Linked DNA regions of Mus musculus: all the other regions are linked to region 1. A link is a loop called in an ENCODE intact Hi-C map of the cell type or tissue named here. Cell type or tissue: left cerebral cortex. All regions are shown on one strand.

Evidence for each region. A loop is a pair of places that touch in the nucleus more often than their neighbours do. Peaks named below come from ENCODE experiments on the same cell type or tissue, not always from the same donor. Only the 100,000 strongest peaks of a DNase experiment are listed, where the experiment ranks them.
Region 2: it touches region 1 in a loop (9-fold over the local background); 14 of 42 quality-filtered maps call a loop at or near these places.
Region 3: a loop joins it to region 1, with 4 times the contacts of the local background. A loop is called at or near these places in 4 of 42 quality-filtered maps.

Annotation. Positions count from the first base shown.
Region 1 is chr13:100,888,289-100,896,288 of GRCm38, reverse strand. No RefSeq gene overlaps it. Among named protein-coding and RNA genes, the nearest start is that of Gm41040, 28 kb to the right of the region's middle. In left cerebral cortex, a CTCF peak has its summit at 3,949 (motif pointing left); DNase peaks (open chromatin) are centred at 2,609, 3,343, 3,897, 5,626 and 1 more place; H3K4me3 peaks cover 668 bases; H3K27ac peaks cover 4,383 bases.
Region 2 is chr13:101,690,521-101,698,520 of GRCm38, reverse strand. Pik3r1 (phosphoinositide-3-kinase regulatory subunit 1) reads left to right here. Exons shown (of 16, transcript NM_001077495.2): 8 at 7,938-8,000. Among named protein-coding and RNA genes, the nearest start is that of Pik3r1, 74 kb to the left of the region's middle. In left cerebral cortex, CTCF peaks have their summits at 2,439 (motif pointing right), 4,356 and 6,966; DNase peaks (open chromatin) are centred at 5,211, 6,074, 6,658, 7,242 and 5 more places; H3K4me3 peaks cover 4,898 bases; H3K27ac peaks cover 5,862 bases.
Region 3 is chr13:101,212,018-101,220,017 of GRCm38, reverse strand. No RefSeq gene overlaps it. Among named protein-coding and RNA genes, the nearest start is that of 5930438M14Rik, 16 kb to the left of the region's middle. In left cerebral cortex, no CTCF peak of the experiment used is centred here; DNase peaks (open chromatin) are centred at 4,003, 4,668, 6,261, 7,292 and 6 more places; H3K27ac peaks cover 5,096 bases.

The DNA of each region.
Region 1 (8,000 bases):
AAAAAAAGAAGAAGAAAAGACATGATTGTATCATGTTCATGCAACAGAATACCATATAGCTTTTTAAGGGGTGGAAACTAAGTTAATCTATACTCACTGATTTGAGACAGCTATGAAAAAGCAAGGTACAAGAAGAGAAGACAGTATGTATTGTGAACACAGGAGTGGGAAGAGAAAGAGTGAAGGTGAGGGGAGAGAAAAGCAGAAAAGTTAATTAAATTAAATGAGAGATGAAGAAGGGGACCTGCACGGTGGCTGTCAGGATTATGTTGTGACTACAGTTACAAAACAATGATTTTATTCCAGCGTTTGTATGTTCTGTACAGTATATAGACGTTATCAACAAAAGAAATTAAATGTAGTCTAATTGGAGTTTTGAAAACCAGTTCTAGCTCTCCCCTACCCTGCTCTGTACAAACTGAAGAATCTGAAAGGCTTTCAAGCCTGGATAGTCCATTGCTTGCTTAGTCCCTAGCTTGCTATGCAGCATAGTAGAGAAAATGAGAAATGTCCCTAATTCCTCCTTTGGAACACTGTCCTCAGGTGGAAGGGAAGGAAGGACAGCCCTCCCAGAGACCTCCATTCACTTGAGAAACCTGACTCTTCACTACTACCACAGAAAAGGAATGTCTTTCTTTATATAGTCCTCATTCTTGCCCTGTCCCCATACACTTTGTGTGTGCAACATTTACCTAGTAGATCAAAGATGGCTAAAGATTCGGCAACACTCCTTTCCTTAGGAGACAGGATCTGCTTTATTACTTTTGGTTGGTTGGTTGGTTTGGTTTTGGTTTGGTTTTGTTTTGGGTTTTTTTGTTTGTTTGTTTGTTTTGTTTTGTTTTTTTGTTTTTTTGAGACAGGATTTCTCTGTTACTTGTAGATCAAGCTGGCCTTGAAAGCAGAGATTCACCTGCCTCTGCCTCCCAAGTGCTGGGATTAAAGGCATGTATCACCAGCTATTTTATTACATTCTTATTCTGAGCTGCCATGCAATGAATTTGACCACAGAAGTGCAACGGAATTGATACGTTGTCAGTTCTGAGCTTAGACTTTCAGAGACCTGGCCAAATTCTGAGTAAGGCACTGTGTAAAATCCTAATGGTCTTTCTAGAGAAAACCTGTAGAACGGTTCTGGAGAAAGAAAACAGGTCTGAAGTCTATATCCTGCTACATAAGACCCAGTCCCATGAGTGGACCCATTGTAGACCCTTCAGTACACACTAGACCACTAAGTCACTGTGGTTAAATTGCCCAGCTCAGCACTGGCTCAAATTTCTGACCCACAAACATATGGCACATACTTAAAAAGTAATGACACTGACAGTGTGTTTGGGGGTAGAATGCCACACGATGATTCATAGCCTACACACCACAGCATCAATATTAAACATACTGACACCTCCAGACCTCACTCAGACTTCAATCTAAATTACCTAACATTAATGAAACCACGGGCTTTTCCACCTATGCCCTCAAATAACAACTCAGAGGCCTCTTTATGTACTATGCATAGGGCTTAAGCTTGGGCTGTTCCCAGTCCAACTTATAACTTAATTAACCAGTGTAAACTATTGTATAGCTGCCATTCCTTCCAGTCCAGGTTGAATCTCCTGCTTCTAACTATCTCCCAGACTTTCCCCTCTCTCTGTCAAATGTCCCACCTTCTAATCCTGCTTCAGCTCATTGGCCATCAGCTCTTTATTGACAGGTGATGCCTCCACACAGTGCACGAGAGATTATCCCTAAAGAGTAACAATACAGCTACTCCAGTGACCAGCAGCCATGGTTCCTTCGAGGAAGGTAAAGTCCAAGTTAGGACAACAGAACTCCTCCAGCAGTTGCCTCCCAAGCTACCAGATAAAAGTCCCCACAAACAAAGCCAAGACCACTCCTTGCCTACAAAGTCTCGGGGTTCATGGCCTAGAGCTTGCTAGCCCACATGATGGTAATCCACCAAAGGGTCCTTTGGCTGGCCCCATTTGCTCCAACACTCTACCCATGTCCACCCAATACACCGTGTCCACTGATATGACGATCATCTCACAGGCTCTCACATAGTTGTCCTCAGGACGTAGGCTGACATCTAGACCCTCTAGCATAGCCCTTGCCTTCTGAGGCTGGGATTACAAGAAGACCCGAGTCTTGAAAAGAAAGATTCCTGGATTTAACTTCCCTCAACCCACAACGACTGGCAGTTCCCACCCACTGACGCCCACATGCCTGTTCTCGCTCACCCATAGGGTTGCCAAGGCCTGAAGAAGGCGGCACTGGCAGAAATCATAATTATGGATTTCATAGCATACTTCAGCTTCTTGAGAACACGTTCTCCCTTATCATATGCAAATCTATTGTTTGACTTTGAAACATCCCACTAACTCTCAAACACGCTGTTGGAAAGTCATCAGCCACAAAAAAAAAAAAAAAAAAAAAGTAAGAAAATCTCCCGTCTGAATTATACACGTGGCCTTGGGATTCAGGAAAGGATATCTTGGGGTTTTAGTAAGACTGGAAGATTCAAAACATATCATGAAGAGGGACAGTGAGGTCATCAAACACAGTTCAGTCAGCAAGGACCAGACTGTGACAAGACAAGCTTGGCAGAGAAGCTTGGAGCAGCAAAAAAAGGAGAGATGCAAAGATGGTCCCAACCATCCTGAGCTCTCTCTTCCACGAGAGGAAATTCGTAGACCTTCATCACTGTTGATCTAGACAAAAAGACAGAGTCGAGCTGACTGTGTGAATACTGTAACAGATGTGTGCTTCTGGACACTGTAGGGAAGGCAGGTGTTGTTTGGAGGGATGGCTTTCTCCTTGAAAGATAAAGAAACCAAAGGACTAAGCAATCATCTAAGACATTTTTATAACTTGTTACTACGAATCAAATATTTACAGACAAACTATTGCCATGGTATTCTTGGATCAGGTATATGCTGACCAAGCAAGGGCAGTGGAGAGGGAAGAGGAGAGGAGAGCCAAGCCACCCAGGTTATCTGTCTGGCTGCTTGCACTGGTCCAGTGTGTCTAAGAATCCCACAAACCTATCCATCCCCTCTGCTGTGTTCACCTGACCTTTCTTCTATTTCTTTTTCCCTTTCTCCATTACCCCAAGGAAATAATCTAACCACTCCAGCTTCCTTTGCATGCAAAATGTAACTGTTCCTTTTACTTCTTTCAGATAAAGGCAGGCTCTGGGAGGGAGAAGGAAAAAAAAAAAAAAAGAGCTCCCGGCTTCTTCAAATTAGCTCTGAAATAAAAGTCACTGCCAGATGTTATATAAAAGGTGACGTAATCCTAAACTACTTCATTACATATGCAGCTCGGCTCTCCAGCCCAGGGGGAGTTTATTACATTTTGTCGATTCCATTTTCTATACCCACATCATTTTTACATAATTTTTCCTGCCTGACAGGCAGCTTCACATTTTCACAGCAACCCATCAAGATAGCGTTACAAGAGCGCAGGGAACCAGGTTAGCAGTTTACAAATAACGGCGCTAACGAGTCAGATTTGTCCCCGAGATACAAATCAGGGGTAAATGGTCCATCCATGCGTGAGAGAAGCACATCTATTTTAGAATAATAGAGAGGAAACAGAGCACTTTTCAGCCGGCACTGTATTCTTTCAGAGCGTGTACTAAATCTATCGCAAAAGTAGGGAAATAGAGATGTGCCCATCTAAAGTTCTTCTTGCCTTTCCCTTCGATGTCCTAATAAATTCCTGGCTCGAAACGAAATAGATAGCCATAGAACATGCACTAAGATCAAAGTTACTGCCTTTTCATATTCGCACAAAATTTAGAAGAGGACACGCCATTTGTGCCAGTGAAATATCTAACTACTGAGATGCTTCAAGTGCAAACATTGCGAGACACTTCCTCCCACTCTCCAAGTGCTAAGAAGCATCCTTCGCCCCCTCCTTCCTCGGCTCTCGCGGCTGCACTGCCCTCTAATGGCGAATTGTGGCAGTGCAGGCTGAGCCCTCGCTCCTTGAGAACTAAGGATTGGAGAGGCATTTGCAGGAAGTTCTTAGTTCTGGTGAATTTACTAATTCCTCGAGGAATAAGAAGGTTCCTGGGACTCCCACTCCCAAGAGGTGGTGCTTACCTGAGCCAGCGAGGTAACTTAAGGGGTAAATACACTTGCCACCAAGGCTAGTGACGTGAGTTCCATCCCTTGGACTCACATAGTAAAAGGAGAAAATCAACTCCTACAAGTTGTCCTCTGACCCCCACATTTGGGCTGTGATGCATGCCCTTTACAGACTCACGATCGATAAATAAGATGTAATATGTTTTTCTAAAAGATTGATCTTTCCAAAGTTTCATCTCTCTAGGTTTCAGTTTTGAAGAAAAATTTGGTAAAATGAACCTTATTGTTTTTCCAGTTTGTGCAAACAAAATAATGGACACTTTTATCCTTTTATAAGAGTAGGATGTGAATGTGGCATAAGGGGAGATAGGAAAGTTGTAGGAACCGACTGTACTCAACCCTTCCTCAGGCCTAGGGAACAGAGAAATTAACAATCACCCCCCCCCCAAATAAAATGTGTCTAAGCTCAAACTTTGTCTCCAAAATCAACATATTCCTATTCCTATAAATGATTTCATATATCAATAATTCTTTTCTTTTTTTCTTTATTTTAGCTTTGTGTAACAATGTTTTTTTATTTTATATGTATGGATATTTTGCTTGCATGCATGTCTGTAGTGGCTATTCCTGGTTGTCAACTTGACTATATTTGGAATGAACTACAATCCAGAATTGGAAGGCTCACCAGTGACCCTTATCTGAAGGCTGGGAGATAGAAGTTTCTGGTCTGGATCTTGGTATGGAGATCTTGAGGCATAGTGGCTATGGATTCCAGAAGATTAAGACAGGGAGATCTCCGAGTTCAAGGTCTTCTGGGATTAAAGATGTGGTGGCACACACCTTTAATCTGAGCTACACCTTCTACTGGAGACCATATAAGGACATTGAAAGAAGGGAGTCTCACTCTCATTCTTTCGCCTGCTTGTCGTGTGGGACTGAGTAACTGCTAGATCCTTGCACTTCCATTCACAGCTACTACTGAACCATTGTTGGGAATCGGACTGCAGACTGTAAGTCATCAGTAAATTCCTTTACTATATAGAGACTCTCCATAAGCTCTGTGACTCTAGAGAACCCTGACTAGACAATGTCTGTGCACCATTTGTGTGCCTGGTGATAGCAGAGACCAGAAAAGGGTGTGGTATCTCCTAGAAGTGAAACTGTAAATGTTTGTGAACCACTATGTGGGTGCTGGGAATCAAACCTGAGTCCTCTAGAATAGCAACCAATGCGCTGAACGACTGAGCCATCATCTCTCCAGTCCCTTATTTTAGCATCTTAATTATATGTAAGGGGGGAGGTGTTTGTAAACATGGTTTCCTGAGGAGGCCAGAACACATTAGATCCTCGGGAGCTGGTGTTAGGTTGTGACCTACCTCACATAAGTTCAGGAACTTAACTCTGGTCCTCTGCAAGAGCAGTATGCACTCTTAACTGCTGAGCCATCTCTCAGTGAGTCCTGAGAATTCTTTTTAAAGCAGCTTTTCATCACAGGGAAGTTATTCATGCACACAGTACATAAGTCATTCCACAATCCTGTTCCCACACACACAGCCCTGGCGATCCCATCTCCTCCTTACCCTTGCAATTCTAAAATGTTTATGTCACTACTCCTGGAGTTCTCCGGTTCAGCATTACGTATTCTGCACCATGGAAGATGACTTCATGCGTGCACAGCCACCTGCACACACACAACCCCGCCACATACAGTCTTCCCAATGGATTGTAATTTTGCTAAGAGGGACCATCAATGTTTATAGGATGATGAATATTAAATTTTGACAGTTCTACCTTGTATTATGCCATGCTCACCTCCCACCCCCTTGCCTAGATAAACTGTTATTCTCCCCGGAAAGGGAGGCAGGGAGTCAGGAAGAAGGCAGGAAAGCAGGAAGGAAGGAAAGGAGGGAAGGAGGAAGTGAGGAAGGGAGGGAGGGAGGGAGGGAGGAAGGGAGGAAGGAAGGAAGGAAGAAAGGAAGGAGGGAGGGAGGGAGGGAGGGAGGGAGGGAGGGAGGGAGGGAGGGAGGGAGGGAAGGAAGGAAGGAAGAGGCAGGCAGGTAGATCCTTTTTCCCACCTTTAGTTTTGCATGTGTTTGTTGCACTAATTTTCTAGGGTTGCCATGGCAAAACTTAGATACATCTGATGACTTAAGCTATCCAGGATTTATTGTTCATAGCTCTGGAGATAAAAAGGCTGAGATTCGGGAATCATCCATCTCTGCTCCCTCTACAGGCCCCTCCTCACCCATTCCTAGTCTCCCCTGTCTCCCAGAAGCCCCTGGTGTTCCTTGGCTTGTTGACTATCACAGGACGTGTAGGGGTGGGGACTAAAAAGGGGGCCTGGAGGAAGAGTGGGAGGAAAGACCCACGTCCCACCAGAGTTCCACCTATGCTCTGGACAGTCAGAATTGGGAGAGCTGCCATATGCTTTCCCCTCAGCCAGCCCCGGGTGGGCATTCAAGCCTCTGACCCACTCTTTGGTGGGGGGTGGGGGGTGGACAAAGGGCAGCCCAACCTGGGAGCCCCGGTGCTACTCCCTAAAGCCCCGGTGTGTGTGGGGGAGGGGGGTTCACACACATCTATATCTGTATGTCTTCACATATCTCTTCTATCTCTCAGCTTCTGCTCTTGCTATTATGATGCATACCATCTTGAGATGATGTCTAACTCAAGTTTTATATAACCTCATCTTAATCTATGTCTCAATCATATCTGCAAAGCCCTATTTGCAATAAGGTCACATCCCCCTAGCTTCTAAGTTAGAACTTCAGCACATCTTTGATGGGAGGGTGGGGGAGACATGGTTTAACCCACAGCAGAGTTTCACCTTCATCCACAGCTCTGCCCAGTCATCTGAGTTTTCTCTGGTAGGCAAACGTTTTCTGCTTTCTCTCAGGTTTTGTATTCTCTGTCAGCTCATTCTCAGCTGACTTTTTCTTTGTGGACTACAACCCATATCCTTTTGGGTTTTAATGGAAAAACAAGACTCACTTGTAGGAATTACTTAATCCTAAACTGGGGTTTCTACCCCACTCTAGACCAATTAATTAGATCCCAGATTAAATATACATACATATATACACACACAACCTTTATATTTACAATGAGCCTTAAACAGCACAAGAGCTGGGCAGATATCTACCCTCTAAGCTATTAAATCTACTTTCCTATAGGTAACCTTGAGTTATTACTTAATATGTTTTATCTGGGCTGCTCTTAACTCCAATTGGCCAGGCCTCAGGGCCACGTTTTTTTTATGGCTCACCTAACCCATGGTGGCTTCTCCTCCTCCTCCCTTTTCTTGTGGTTCTCCCCAGACCCCAAGCCCATGAAACCTAACCCTCACCTATGTCTCTTCTGCCCAGCTATTGACTGTTGGCATCTTTATTTACCAATCAGAAATAACTTGGGAGCAGCAGGGTAAGGAGTGTACATGCAGACTCCAGGTCTTGGGCGCCCTGCCCCGCACTTAGCATTACAATAGACAGCGAGACCAGATCTCAACAGTCTCTAGTCCCTCAGCTGTCCCATTGGCTATATAAGATCATGTGTCAGTTCCACACCAATCACTAGAGGCAGGAACTCAAAGCCATCCTTAACTACTTAAGAAGTTCGAGTCCAGGCTTGACTAAGATCCTCTTGGAGTGCGGGTGGGGCACAGATTTTTGTCTCTTCAGAGAAGTACCTGATCCTTTTCTCACACCAGGATGGTTAAGGAAATGAACACAAAGGAATAGCGAAATGTGTCTCTGTCTACGTGGCAGCATCTGGTGTTTTTATGGGAATTTGGTAATGTCAGATGGATAAATACCTGTTACTTTAATATAGTTTCCTGTTCAAAAAAAAAAAAAAAAATAGGGGAGAAGGGATTATTCCAGATAAAAGGTGCCTATGAGTAGAAAGAAATGTTCT
Region 2 (8,000 bases), 800 kb before region 1:
CTACCTTTGAGTTCAGCCTGTCCCATCTGCAGGTCATTACTGGATTAATCTGCCTACATTACTGGATCCATTACGAATCATGGGCCTGTTTTCAGTGTCTAATGAAAAGGCCTTCTGAAGTTCTCAGAAAGTATTGAGCTAACAAGGAGAGAGGGAAGATCTTAGGGCCATATGCAGCAAAGGATCCCAGTCCTATGTGGGTAGTTTGGGGGACAAATCTCCACGAGGTGTTTGTAGTGGAAGGAGAGTTGAACCTCTCTCCCTCGGTGGTTAGGATTTAACAAGCTGTGTGTCTTGGTGGGTGGAGTGGCCTAGGTGTCAACGCCACTCCCTCTGTCACCTTGCCAGTGTGCCCTTGCACAGTGTACAGAAAGTACAACCGTACACAGTGTTCCCAGTGCCATCCACTCTATCTGTGTCCCAACCAGTCCCGGTGTGCTTTCTCTGCAGGTTGTTAACATGGCCCATTCCCTGTGTGTGTTCTTCAGCCCCTGTTCCCTTATCTTAAACTGCCCTGTGGTTGTTGGTTGTTTGCTTTTTTACTGTAAATTTAATTGGTTCAGCTACATTTCTAAGAAGCAAAGACAAAGGCTATTCCTCATTTTGATTCATTCCAATTAGTGTCTGGAATTAGCAGCCTCCTAATTCTCCATATATACACATACACTGATAAGCTGTTCAGATTGCAGTGAAATCTCAGAAGCCAACTGATTTCCTGCACCCAGCAGCCCTCTGAGGTAAAGATTCCTTGATTTATGGAAGGAGACACAGATGGGGACAGGTGATGGGGACAGTATGCTTTCAGAGCTCTATTGTCAGCTTGCCCTCCATCCCCTCTGGTTGAGAAGTCTTCATTATATCTGAAGCTGAACAGCAGGTTTTCTGGAATTCCTTAGGCTCCTCAGACGGGGCGGGGGCAGGGAGGGGCACGGGGAGGGGGGAGCTAAGCTGATCCCACAGGGCAACCACAGTAGAGATCACTGTGAACACAGGGTACCTCTGAATACTACCCGTGTTTCGGATTTCATGGATATATTCAGAAATATTAATGTAGCATAATTGGAGGCTAATATTGCACCCGCAAGCCAGGCGGAGGAAAGAAGTGACCCCCCCACCCCCCACCTTCCCACCCCCGCTGCCCTCCTACACATGTCAAGGTTGATTTTTAACTGTTGGTGCTTTGCAAAACATCGCAGAATCCATGCATCTTGCTTGAAACACCCCGGGCTGCATTCTCAGCTGTAGATGTAAGCAAACACGAAGACGAGGGAAATAACTTTCAGAGTTTCACTTTTCTCTCATTTGTTTTTCCTCCCATTGGGTTTAAAATATGGCCTGACATGAGAGAGTTGTCTCTAAGGTAAGATCTGAGACGTTGAAAAAGATGCAGGCCCCAAGAGGGGTAGAGGAACAGGGGAGAGCTGATTCCATCTCATGAAAACTAGAAAAGTTTTACTCGAGTTCCCCGAGTGCCACGTGATCGCTGCCCTGGGCACGTGCTAGGCCATGTTTTTACTTTTGTTTTCAGGGTACAGCTTTCTCTGACTCTGAAGGGACAGACATCACAGGATGGGGGGTGGGGTGGGAGGGGGAGTTCCTCTGTCTGCTAGACAGTGGGCGTGGGTGTGCCTTTGCAGAAAGCCTGTAGCCTGTGTCTGGATTATTATTATTATATATTTTTGGTATGTAAACCTGGGTTTGTTTATTAACTGGAAAGGGAAAGGGTGTTTTTTCTTAATGTGGGTTCATTGAGCTCGCATGGATATGGAGTCATGAATTAGCCCCGTGCTGGAGGGCCCTACTTTCTAAGATGTCTTACATTGGAATTGTGAAGAAACATATTCTTTTTACCCTGGGTAACTTTGGATAATTCATTTTTCCCTCCTGCTGCCTGTTTTCCCTGGCTTTTGTTCATTGACAGTGGTGCACATGAGTCTCTGAGAAGCAAGCTTTCCAGGTCTCGGGTGATGCCCCAAGAGGTCTTGTTCAGAGCAGAAAGCATGTCACAGAACTTGGAAACACATGTTAATAATCATGAGAGTTTCTTGGCTAGCTGAAATCTACTGGCAAGTCGAACCCTGGCCTGCCTTTGCCTCTGAAGTGAGTTGTACAAAACCCTGAGAAAAGGGGTTCTCACTGGCCTGAAGCATCCAGAAGGTGAAGTGAGCCTTCCGTTATGCATGTGCAATGGGTCTTAGCAGCCCCAAATAGATAGGATGCCAAGAAAGCACAAGTTTCTTTTTAAAGGGGCTTATTAGCCAAGTGGAAATAAATTCCTAGGTAATTGTGACACCTGTGACTTTGGTTTAGTAGTGAATTACGTATATTTATAAGCTATTTATAATTATGTGTTATTAATTTGTGGGGCTATTTGGATACGGAGGAGGTGAAACTGGAAGTTGATGGTTGTCTCTTAAGCAGGCATGATTTACTCCGTTCTGCCAGCAGAGGGCGCCCTCCTTAAACTAATAAAGAGCAGAAAGCTTCTGCTCACACTTGGAGTTAATGTCCTTAATAGAGCCTCCGTGGTAGGGGATTGTACATATAGTGAGGAGTTTGTTTGAAACAACCTGTCCATGGCTATTCGGGACCTTTTCTGGTATATACTGTTTAACGGTAGATACTTTTGTTCTGAGACAAAATAGACTGTCAGATTTACAGTTTAATCGTCGCACAGACAGGTATTTGTAAGAAGCCAATGTCTGATGTTTCTTCCAGAGAAACTCTTTTGAGATCAGGGCAATGCATGAAAATAAGAAGGACCTTTGTTTTTCTTAAGCTAAAAGAAGAAAACAAGAAAGCCAGAGTTTTGTTATAGGTGTGAGGGTTTGTTTTTGCTTTTTGGTTTTTAGTTTTTCTTCAGAGTGGCCTAAAAGAAAGTAAATTCAGCTTGTTAGTTTCGACTTTCCATGACCAAGGAAAGCCAAGACTAGGGGCAGTGGGCTGAGAATGGAATTTAGGACCAAAAGTTTTTGGGGGCTTTGTGATTTTTTTTCCGTTAATGGTTCAAAAGAAGTGGGGGCTTCTGGGCAGATGCCATGGGGACGTTTCCTAGGAAAAGACTTGATTTCTGTCCACCCAGCAACCCTAAACCCAGTTAGCTGCAACTTTCTCAAATTACAGACTAGAATCCCAGAGAAGGGAAAGCGCGTCCTTCTCTGTCCCTTTGTCACACCCAGCCAGCACTTAACCCAGTGCAGACACACCAGTTAACCCAGTGCAGACACACCTCTTAGATACTCCAGATTAGAAAGTCCTAGGGCTATTTGAAGGTGAGCTGAAGTTGACTCCTTAAAGATCTGGGCTTGCTTGAAGGATGCCCTCCCGGGGCTGCTAGCCTGCGTGTGATGCGCTATGTGAAGGGCTTTCCTGTTAACACCTGCGGGGCTGACTGTGCCAGTGCGTGGGAGGAGGAGGACACGAGAGAGAGGCACCCTGTCCTGAGCTGTTCCGAGAGGTTCAGGCCTTCACAAACGCGGCTTTGATTCTATTTTTTGATGAACTAGGTGGATTACTTCCTGTGCTGCTTCACTGCGGCCCACTTGAGTCCCCGGAGCGGGGGCTGCCAGCGCGTTACAGGCACCATGGCCACCAGGGAGGACTATTTTCAGCACCCCCTTACAATGCCCTTCTCATTTCCCGGACGAAAATGAGCAAGTTAGTCTTGCCTCGGCCACTTGTCAGCCTGATGACAACTTTGACTTTGACTTGGGTGCCCCTCCCCCTCCCAAAATCCCTAGCTCAGCAAATATTTGAACCTGCCCGAGTTAATCATGAAGCCTCGATCTTTATCTGAGCGAGACGTGCGAGCGCCCGCCGGGGCTCCTTTCTTCCCCGGTGCAGTAGCTCGACCCAGGGGGCTCTTCTCGCGGAGCCGGGGACTTGCTGCCGGGGCGGGGCGTGGGGCGGAGGGACCCGCTGCAGCCTAGCCCCGGGGAGCCGGCAGCCGGGCTGAGAGTCGCGCGCCCCCGCCTTGCGCGCTCTCCTCCAGCTAGGTTCTTTACTGCCGGTACCGGGCGGGCGGGAGAACCTCAGGGGCTGGGACCACTTGGTAGAAGAACAGCTTCTTTGAATTTTTTTTTTTTTTTTTCTCTGTGGGATACTGGCAGTTCAAAGCGAAACCGTTGAAATGCATAACCTGCAAAGTAAGTCTTTTTTTTTTTTCTTTCATTTATGCACTTCTCTGCACCGGGCTCTTTATCTGCAAGGCGTCCTCTCTAGTTTGGCTGGGCGGGCGGGGGTGTGTGTGTGTGTGTGTGTGTGTGAGCGCTGGAAGTGTGTGCGCCTGGGTGAGTGCTGCCTGGGGAGAGCAGATGGGCGATTAGGGAGACACTCCCTTCTGTCCTCCAGGGGGGGACACTGCGGAGAAGAGATGGGGTTTAGTTTGGAGTTTAGAAAGTACTGGGCAGGAAGTTGGGGCCAAGCCAGGGCTTGCAGGGACCGTGGAAAATCACCTGTCTCCCAGACCTGCTCTTTGGGTTCCCTTGCCACATGGGCAGCAGCAGTCTACAGCTAGGCTGATTTTACTGAGTGCCGTACATAAGTCCCCTGTGGGCTAACCCTTGGGCCTTACTGCCCAGACAACCTGTCTCTTTACTTTTGGGAGAAGACTCAACGTTTTAAATTAAACTACTTTTTTAAAAATTTATCTTATCTAAGGACACACTTCTCTACCATTTTTATTTGACGTTGAGTTTAGACTTATTTAAACTTTGGGTTTCTAATCTACCGGCAAATAGAGAAGTATGAGGTGGAAGGGGACAGGTTGAGTCTCCAATAATACAGAAATGCGGTAGAGAAGGGACGCCAGTGGACAGCATCCAGAGAACGGAATGCCCTGCTCCACTTTTAATGCTGTGCGATTCCAATTGGGATAGAAATGTAAAGTGCTCCCCCACCCCCGTGTTGTGTAAATCCTTCCCTAGGTGCACAACATTCACAGCCACAAAGCCCACTCTTTAAAAGGAAGCCACATTTACATTGCAGCATTACCCCAACCATCCATGTAAATGTCAAGAGGTTCTGGCTCCCAGGGGCAACGTATATCAAGCTCCAGTCTTGGTGACAGAATTGCATGCAGAATGATTTAAAGAGCCAAAATGAATCATTACATTTGTAGGGAAATTGATTTCTTTATATTGAACACTACTAAGAAGGAATATTTGTCCGACCGCCCCCCCCCATCCCTCAGTAGGGCTCTGAGCTAAAGAGAGAAGTGGGGGGGGGGGCACAGAGAGAGAGAGAGAGATTACATCACCTTCCTTAAAGCAGCTAGCAATGAGATGGGTTCCTGAGTGAGACACTTGGCAGAGAGCACCTGTACTCTGCGTTCTGATATACTGCCTTTTTTTTTTTTTCAGAAGCATCCTCTTGCCCAGTGTCTTAGGCAGTAACATTGAAACTCACCACTATTGAGCATATGCTTAGCATTTCTACAAATAATAGACAGCTTCATTCCTGTGCTGAATTTTCATGATTATTCTATAAAGTCTTGTTTTGACCTTGGGATATCTGATAGAGGCATTTTGCCTAAGTACTGTCTTTAAGCCTCTCTCTCTCTCTCTCTCTCTCTCTCTCTCTCTCTCTCTCTCTCTCTAATGTGGTGCGTCTATGGCAGTGTTTAAAATCCAAGCTCTCAGTGAATTGTGGAAGACTGGATTTAAATATCCAGAGTGCTCGGATCTTTTCTGCTTCTAATATATGCGTGATATCTAAGGGCTGTAATAGAGACCTTAGGGATATTTTGGTGCCTTTGTAAGATTTTTTTTTTTTTTTTATACCAAGGAATAGCCAGGCTATCTCTAAACCCAGATGCACGAAGGGGACGGAGCTGGAAGCTGCAGTTTATCAGCTCTCGTCAATCTGCCCACGGTGGAATGTACCATGCTGCAGAGTAATAAAGAGAGACTTAGAGAGCACAGGGCTGGGAGAGAGCAGGCAAATTAAACACCTTAAATGGTGAGCACGGAGATGCCGGAGCGGAGCAGAGCAGAGCCGGCGTGACATGTAGGCTCTCAGAGAGAGGCTGGGGCCGTGTGAAGCTGGCATCCAGGAGAACTGACGAAGCAGGAGTGGTCTGGTGACATTTTTCTGACTTGATTGGCTGGGGTGTGTGATGTAATAGGTTACAGTGCGGGCCGTATAGGTTTTAAAATGAATTCCAAGACACCATTACAAAGAAAGCCGGACTCTTTTCTTATAACCGAGCAAAGCCAAGGAAACTGTCGCACACATGTACACCACGGTTTGGACTATGGAAGACCTGGACTTAGAGTGTGCCAAGACAGATATAAACTGTGGCACAGACTTGGTGTTTTATATAGAAATGGATCCACCAGGTAAAACTGCAGTATTAACGGAGAGAGCTAGATAATTCTGTGACTTTAATTTTTTTTTTTTTTCTTTTTGAAAGCTGCTGTAACAGATCCTCTTGAGGTTGCTATTTTTACTGATGTGTTTCACGGTTTAAAATTAGTTTGATTAGAACTTTAAAATTAAATAGACTCTTTGCCTGCCTGTAGCAGCAAGCAGCCCAGGCTGTGTCTGATAAATGCTGGTTCTTGCTGAATGCATGGGAACTGGTTTCTACTTTTTCTGTCCGCTGCTGTCTTTTGTTAATTGTGATCCTTGGCAAGTTGGGCTATATTGTTGTATTTTGTTCCTTTCATTAAGAGGACGTGTCCTTTGTGAGGCTTTTCTCTGCTGGCTCTGGGCTCTGTGGTACTTTGATGACACCGGGTGCTTCAGAAAGCATGTGAGATGTAGCAGTGACTCAAACTGGTTTCTGATGATCCGAGACTCTCTCATAAATCAGATGTGGGGACTTTCTCGCTCTCTCTCTCTCTCTCTCATGCTGAGATACTACAATGGGAAAAGAAGTTGTCTTTCCTCGCCTTTGTAAAATAGTCTTACTAGACACCTGGAATCTTCCCGGGGCATAAATTCAAGCAGTTACAGTGCTTTCAAAGTTAATGGTTTTGGATTTAGCTAAAAATCTTAGGCTCATTGGTTGTTCCCTCTGGGGTCAGCCCTTCCTACCACGAGGGAACTCAGAGACGCCGAGGGGCTTCTTGCCACCCTGTGGGTGCTGATTTGACACTGAAGAAGGGGATAGGGTTTTTAACCGGATCTGGCATCTAAAGCCCAGCGTCCCCCAGCAGAAGAGTAACATGGAGACTAAGGAGATTTAGGTCACAGATGAGGTTCTTAAAGTGGCTTTGGCAGAGCTGTGCCTGAAGTATCAACATAGAAAAACCCAGTTCTTAAAGCATGCTTGCTGCAAATGAGGGCTGCTTTAAATGTGACTGCTGTGTTCAGGCAGGGCACAGCAACCAAATTTGCCTTTCGTAATTAAGGGAGAGGAATGAAAGCCCAGCTCCTGTTATTTCTGCTTCTCAGATGTTCCTGGTTTCTTACTTTAGACGGAGCTGCTAGGGTGCACAACTTTAGTGCAGATAAAATCTAGAAGTAGAGAATGTCGACTCTGGATTTGCTATGAAATTTTCTCCCACAGCCAGCCCCATGTATTTCCTAATCTCTAGGTTGGTCTGTCTGTCTGTGTCATCTCTGCACCCCTACCCCTGTCATGCACTACTACTTTTTCCTTTCCAGTTTTAGTTTTAAGTCATATTCTGAGATTTCCTTCAAAGACTAGTGTCTTCCATGGCACATGAAATTATGAATTCCTGGTATCCGTTCCCACCCCTCCCCTTTCCCCCTCCATTGTAAATGTTTTTAGTAAATTCAATTGCCTTTTAACTGAAAATTGAATTGAATTTTTATATATTTTAACTAAAATAGGATTATACCACTCACCCCCTACCCCTTACTTTTTGTTTGTTTGTTTGTTTTTATAATGAAAAGATGCAAGTCTAATTTTAAATGTACACTTGGGAGTTCGGATTACAACTTTTTTTGGTCTCCTCTTTTGCCTGCAGCACTGCCCCCCAAACCACCCAAGCCCACTACTGTAGCCAACAACAGCATGAACAACAATATGT
Region 3 (8,000 bases), 320 kb before region 1:
GTGGAAAGTATAAACTGTGTGATGAATTTGCTTTGTGTAAGAATGTATGCTTGCATATGTGTGTGTGTGTGCATGTGTGTGCATCTGTGTGCATATGAAGTGACACGACATAATGTCTCTGAAATTCAATAACAGAAACTAAGCATTGGGCTGAAACCAGACCTATAGAGCTCTTTCAAAGAGATGCTCTTCATGGCCTACCCCATTAGTCTGCACTCTATGTGACTGTTTCTTTCGATTCTGTTCCAACAGCATCTGGCCACTCTTCAGTGAATATTTATCAGAAGCTAGCATATGCTACAGCATACTTGTTCTGCCTGGTTCTAATTCCTGTTTCTCCTTCAGCTCCTCTCGCCTGTAGCTTTGGTCTTTCAGGTCTCCATCAACTATTTTCGTGGATTTTTTTTTTTTTTTTGCCTCAATTATATTAGTGAGAAAATTCTTTCCGGGACTGTAGTTGATAGTCCCAAGAGAAAATCTAATTGAACTAGTTCACCATTTAAAGCGTGGTCATACATTTTTGGTCACAAAATAGCAGCCATTGGGTCAACAGCCCAACTCACAGAACCATCTGTTTCTGTACATGCAGCTGCTCCTGTGTAAAAGAGAGTTGGCAGAGCAGACACGCTCACACGTCTAGGGTAAACTTTAAGGGAGTGTTGGTACATTTAGGTCATGGAAAGAAACACATTTGGATATTTCAGCTGGAATTTTGCTATGTGATAGTTGCTTGTACCAACGGGAAGTTTGGTATCACTTAAAGGTTTCATATGCAAAAATTGATGTGCTTTCAATTAATTTTTGAGAAAGGTATGGGATAGATTGTAACAGGATGAAATTAGACATAGAAGCCAGAGGCCCATCAAAGTACCAACTGTGCACATGAGCAGTGCTTAGGAAAACTGATATCGCTGGGAGAGACACTGGCTTGAAGGAACGGGAGTGTGGCATCCACTTCATAAGACTCAATCCTGAGCCATACCAGCCCTCCACCCTGGCTTTTCTGTGTGTTGAGCAGCAGACTGGGGTATTGCAGCATTGCCTTGAGTGGTTCAGAAAGCTATTAGGATAGGCACAATTGTGTATGCATTTTGTATAGAGGAGGAAGCTTCCTACCAAAGAATAGAACACCTTTCCAAAGGTCATATAACCAGAAATTGCCAAGTCAGGATTCAAATTCATATTGCAAAACCTGCAAGGTTTGGAAGCAAGAACCTGAGGGGATCGTGAAATGAAAAAGCCTTCAAAACCAACACTCACGCTAAAAAAATAAAATAAAATTAAATTTAAAAAAAGCACACACATACTCAGGAAGAGGGACTGAGCAGGACTCAGTGATGAGACAGGTCTGACATGCAAAGTCAGATTATCTCATCATTAGAGGGCAAACAGCCTGATAGGCATGGGAGAGTAAGCCTGCCTGTCCCTAGGACACACCCTGAAGCTAAATGCCTGCAGCTGCAAGAATTGACAAAGGGAGGACTTGGCAAAGGGTAGCTTGCCTCCGAGCAGGAGGGGCGTGGGGGTGACAAAAACACCTTTCCAACTGAGGGAACCCCGCCCCCAAGACTTTAGACATTAATCTGGTTTCTGAAAAAGAAGAGTTAATCCATACCCAATGGTAACAAAAAAAAAAAAAAAAAAGCTCGTCAGTACCCACTTGTTATTTTTAGGCAGCAATATTTTTAATCCAGTTCTGCTCCCTACAAGGGACAGGAGAGCTTGAAGAACCCCAGGGACCCTCGTATCCACAAGTGGGGACAGAGTCAGTCACCGATTGTTGCACAGGAACCTATATTTCCCAGGCAGCTTGAGGCTGAGATAAGATCAGCCCCAGTTAAAGATTAAAAATATCTGCATACAAGCATGAATCCAGCTCTCTGTTGCAGATGGCACCTATTAAGGTTTTGTTTTCATTTTACTTTACATTTTTAAACTTTGTGTGTGTGTGTGTGTGTGTGTGTGTGTGTGTGTGTGTGTGTGTGTGGCACACAAGAAAATTTGTAAGAGTTAGACCTCTCTTTACATTATGTGGATTCTGGGAATCAAACCAGGCCCACTCCGCCATTTCACTAGCTACCAAGTTTCTGATGGACCTGTACAACAGATAAAGGTTTTCTATCTATATCCGTATGTATCAAAAATACAAAGAATACTCATCTCCAATACACCAAAAAGACGTCATCTGAGACCACCCTGTCCGCCATGTTCTATGTCAGAGAAGGGTAGCAACATAGCTTGGTGTGTATCTTAGTAAAGGTACTATAACACAATACCGGAGACTCTGAGGAGGGAGTTTATAACAACAGAGCTTTAGTCCTTACAATTATGGAACTTGGGATGCTCAAACCCTACTGAGGGCCCGTTCAGATGCCAATCTTCTCTGTCTGTCCTAACATGGTGAAAGAGGTAAGAAAAAGGGTGGGATCTCTTTGGTAAGTAGGCGAATCCCATTTATTACAGCCCCACACTCATCCCCCAATCATCCCCCAGCGCCCAGCCTCTGAATCTTTCATCATGAGAATTAGGTTAAACCTAGGTCTATAAATTGGAGAAGACTGAAAACAGCCTGCATCAGGCAGGACTCCCATTCTGACTCTCTTCTTCTCATTGTCAGAGCAGAAGCCATTGGAGTGGGAATGATTACCCTTTAAACGAGCTGTTAGTTTTATTCTAATCAGGGCTTTGGATGATGAAAAAAAGTCTCCTCAGAAAGGAGGCTGAGGGAAGAAGTTGGCAGAATTCCAGCAAACACAGGAATTTAAAAGAAAAAAAAAAATCTTACAACCTCAGTCTATTCGTTAGGAGGAAAGAAGATAGACTGCATTTTCAAGGCAGGGTGGCACCATTGCACAACTTGAGGTGTGGAGGTTACCATCCAGTTCGCAGTCTGCGTGAGCTGTTCTTGCTGGCATCGCACCATGCACACAACCTGTGCACCCAGACTTGGACAGATACGGTTTAGGGTTTCTAAGTGAGAAAAGCCACCTACAGTGCTTTCCACCCAGGAGTCACAATCAAAGTCAAACTTCTCACAGAATCAAGCCCTAAAGGATAACAATGTCCTGAATACGTCCAGGCTTCTATTTTACGGTTTTGCAAATGAGGCAGTTGAGTGCCTGAAATGTAATGTGTCTTGCCCAAAGTCAACAGGCCTGCGGGTAGAAATGACACACATTTTCCCTGCTTCCAACACGTGGACAAATGGGCCACTTCTCTGTCCAGGCCTTTAGCTTATCTGGATCTCAGAGTGAGTCTCCTTTGCCTTTAACATACGCATGGCTGGAGAATACAAAAGAGTTTTCCAAAGGGCCTGGCCTTTGAGCCATATGAGGACAGAACTTGCTCCCATCGTACAAGAACTTTGGGTCCAGGAAATCGAGATTTTGCCAGGCCCACTCCCAGGCCCTTCTCCAGCTGCATGCTTACAGAACAAATGTGGTTTGTCCCTGCTGGAGTTGACTGACTTAACCTGCCTTGGTTAAATATTGACTCATCAATATATTTAAAAGCCGTATAATTTACACAATAGGTCTGACACTATTCTGGACTTGTTGGTAATAATTACCTATTTGAAATCAGGCCATCCAAGGTGAGAAAAACCAATGACCATTAGCAGGAAGAATGGGAAACTTACAGGTTACTGAAGTGGGCTTTTAATTTAAGTTTTATTTTTAGCACAGTGCTGCTACTCTTCCTGATGGGAGTTTTATGTATATTTGAATGTGTGTGGTACGAGTCAAGTGGAAGGAGAGAGAAGCCTTTTTACCAAAAGCCACTGCAATGAAACCACTTTATGAACAAGCTCCCTGCCAAATTTCTTACTGAAATCAAAGACACCTTTGAGTTCATTGCCCAAGAGCAGGGCGAAAGGCACCTGTAGTCACGTCTGTTTCTCATTTGGTTCCCGTGTAACTCAGATGCCCTGTGGATTAAATGAAACCTGCTCCCGAGTTGAAATCATGTCCACCACATGTCAGCTCAGCTGGAGTTTGGAAACAGGCACTGAGAGAGTGTGCCATTCAAACAGGCAACCCTGGTTTTCCCCCCACGTGTAACCTGAACGGGAGAGTCAGTTTCTAAGAACCGAGCCCTTGCTTCTCCGTAAGGGATACTCCAGGCAGGACCCTGTTTGGACCGCCTCCCACTGAGGCTTTCCCGAGAGGAGGCCATGGCATGCAGCACACGGTGTTGATGATGCTTTGTCAGCAGCCCTTGACCTGTGCCTGAATTTGAAGCCATGTCCTGACACGGAGAAAGGAATACAACCGGAACCCACCCTCACTAGGAAGCTGTCACGGGTGACTATGCTGTGTAGATGCTGCTGTGGGCTGCTTGAGAGTGAAAAGGATTATGTTACAGTCCATTAGGCAGAATAGGACCCAGCTCTTACATGAAAATCCCAGGCCAGATTCTTCCTAAATTTAAACCCCAAGCAGCCTCTCAAATATCCATCTTAATCCCGAATCCTGAAATCTTGTCCCTTTGGTCACATTTTAAACGTTAATGTCTCATTTGACCCTTCTTTCCATGGATTCAATAAGCATGCAGCGGGTGCCCACTCAGAGCATGCCAGTGTCAGCATCCAGAAACCAGCAGGTACACTGTTTCAGAGGAGTGTCTCTTCAGCCCCGGGGGTGGGGCATGGGGGGTGGGGAGGACATTCTGGCTTTGAACTAGCTCTGTGAATGTGTGCTCCAGATAAAGTCAAGCCTCCATGTGGTATTCCAGATTTAAATGGGATAAATCGGGATGTGATAATGTGCTTCAAAAAAAGATTCAATATTTTACTTTTAAAAAAAAATCACAGAAGGATTCCCTTTTAATCTAAACTGCCTTCAGCCCTACCCACTTCTCACCAAGTATATTAGTCAGGGTTCTCTAGAGAAACAGAACTGATAGAATTATATATATGAAATATATATATATGAAATAAATACCTATATTTCATTCATATGAAATATATATATTTCAGAATCCAGGATATTTAAGAGACTACTTGGAGTTTAAACCTGGAAAGAATTTGGTCTGGAAGCTTCATATACACACACACACACACACACACACACACACACATAGAGATACAGAGAGAGAGAGAGAGATTTTTATTAGAGTGGTTTACAGGCTGTGGTCCAGCTGTCCAACAATGGCTGTCCAACAACAGAAAGTCCAAGAATACAGTAACTGTTCCATCTTAGGTGATCTTCAGGAGACGCTGGAATCCTGAAGAAGTAGGCTCTAATGACAGCAAAAGAGTGGACTTGCTAAGCAAGGTAAGGGCAAATAGGCAAAGAAAGCAAGTGCCCATCTTCATGTCCTTTGTATGGGTTGCCACCAGGTATGGCCCAGATTAAAGGTGGCAACACTTCAAAAGATCTGAATTAAAGTCGTCTTCCCACTCCAAATGATTTAATTAAAAAAAAAAAAAAAGTCCCCACAGGTGTACATAGCCAGTTGGGCTTTACTTAATCCTGGATATCAAGTTGACAAACAAGAATAGCCATCACACTAAGTAATTTTATGTAAATTCTCAATATCCCATTTATTCTTAAATGAAGTAACCCTGCACCATATGCCAGTTCCCCCTGGGAGAAGGAGAGAGCATACAGGAAGAGCCTCAAGATGGCACCATCCTTTCCCACCCAAAACAGGACCAGCTCTGGGAGATGGCCCAGCAGGAGACCACAGGCAGGCTGGAAAGAGTCCAAGGACTTTGCTACTAATGGCTTGCTCAGAACTGCTGTGCAACCCCTTCCTTAAAGAGCTGAATCCAGGGCAAAGAAGATCTAGAAAACTGGTTCTCAACCTGTGGGTCACGAGTCCCTTGGGGGCTGCCTAAGACCGTAAGAAAACACAGATATTTACATTATGATTTGTAACAGTAACAACATTATACTTCTGAAATAGCAACAAAAAAAATAATTTTACGGCTGGGGGTCAGCACAATATAAGGAACTGTATTAAAGGGTCACAGCATTAGGAGGGCTGAGAACCACTGCTCTAGACTGAAGAGGAATTTTCTTTCAAATTTTTGTTTGTTTGTTTGTTTGTTTGTTCTTCTCACTGGCAAGAACGGGGACAAAAGAGAAAAAAAAACTCAATAAATATGTTTAAGAGTTAGACCTGGTGAGTTAATGACAACTCCTCTCTCCTGACAATTTCAAATTTTCAACTGCTTAGATACTTAATTATCCACTCCCAGATCTCTCTTCACACCTCTGAGCAAGCTGGCCCGTTGCCAGCTAGTGAGAACAGTTACTTCACTGAGCTTCTGTGTGAGAGAAAAAGCTTCCGCGTGCAAACACAGACTGAGGACAGGAGAGAGAAGCGGAGGGCCCCTGAGTTTACAACAGGCCTCCTGTTAATTTTGTCCCCATTGGGGTTTCATTTACCAGCGAATGCACTTCTCTTTCAGACCCGTATTCTGCTGGGAAGCGTCCTGGACTGGCTGCACAGTGGTTTAATTGACATTAAAAAAAATTAAATAAATAAATAATGTAAAAGCAGCCCTAACATGCTGTTGAGAATATAAATGTCGTATCAGCGCCACAGCTCACTGTCAGCCCCACTGAGGCAGAAGCAACTGAAGCCAGCCTTAGATGTTTGCACAGTTCATTCAAGGGTTCTGAGAGGATTCACACCCAAAAAAGTCTCAGAGTAATGAGGTTTGTTCAGCATCCACTACTACCAAAGGGTCTCAGAAGTCAATCAAAACACCCATCAGTGTGAGAGCTTTGTTTCCGAACAAAGGAGCATGTGCACGCTGCCCCTTTACTCAGCCAGGAAGACAGAGTCTTCTCAAGCAAGAAAGGAATGCAGCTACAAAGAGAATTATCTCGCAGTAGAAATAAACTGAGTTGCTTCTTCCTCTCCAAGATTATAACGGTCCAAGCCCATTACAGCAAAAGGCCCTGTTTCAACGCATGTCTGTCCTAGTTTTGCAAGGTCTCTCCTGGCCTAAGCAGCTGGGTTTTAGCACACTAGAGGTCCAGCACTTACTCTGTCCCACTTTTATAAGTAGAGGCTTCAGGAGAGTCTGAGCCCCTGACCATCAGAGATCTGCATTTGATGTGCCCAGGAAAAAATTCTTTTGGCTTCTACTTAGACACAGAACTCAAGTTCAACTTTGGCTGCCACTGAGTTAAGAAGTAAGTTGCAGATACCTTAGCAGAATGGAAGCTACAGGATGAAGGTCTGGATCGGGCAGAAAAACCTGTTTGGCACTAATCCATAGCTAGTCCCCTTCCAACAGAAGGCGTTGAGCAGTATACTGGGGTACACAGCTGCCTGAGCTCCTGATAACAATTCACCTGCTCCCACACACTCTCCATTCACGCTCCATTTTCCTCCTCTTTAATTTATGCAAATGGAAAGAATTCATGGAAAATTTTCCCAGAACAGTTTCCTCCAGAACACTCAAGTTACTAGAAGCTACCAACTGAAAAGTTAAGCCTTGAACTTTTGGGAGCAGATAAAAAGCCTGGGAGCGGGGGGTGGGGATCACTCATCAAAGTCACGGAAGATTTGGAGTCCATCTGTGAACATGTAGGATGTTAGCCAAATAGCAAAGTTATACCAGTGGGCTCTATGACAGCCACTCTGGCTACTTCATGATGCCCTCCTGCTACCCCTGGGGAACATTGCACTATGCTGCAACATCCTGCATTATAACTGACCACAGAAGTCCTAGGGTGAGAACAGGTCAGGAAACAAACACAGAAATGCAGGAGGTAGCTATCTGATGCCAGCTTGCCTAGGGAGACCTAGGGATTACAAATGAATGGCTGAGAACGCTCCTCCAATCCACCATAAGAACCGTTTGGAATTCATGAACAAAGTACAGAAAGCTGAGCAGATGCGCAGAGCTGATATACTGGTCTCCCCTTTGTTTTCCCCTGCCTGCGTTTTTATTTTTCTGTCAATTGGCGGCCACTAGCTCCTGAAAGCATCCCAGAAATCATTTGAGCCTTGGGCTCACCTGCCCCATGCACTGTTCTATG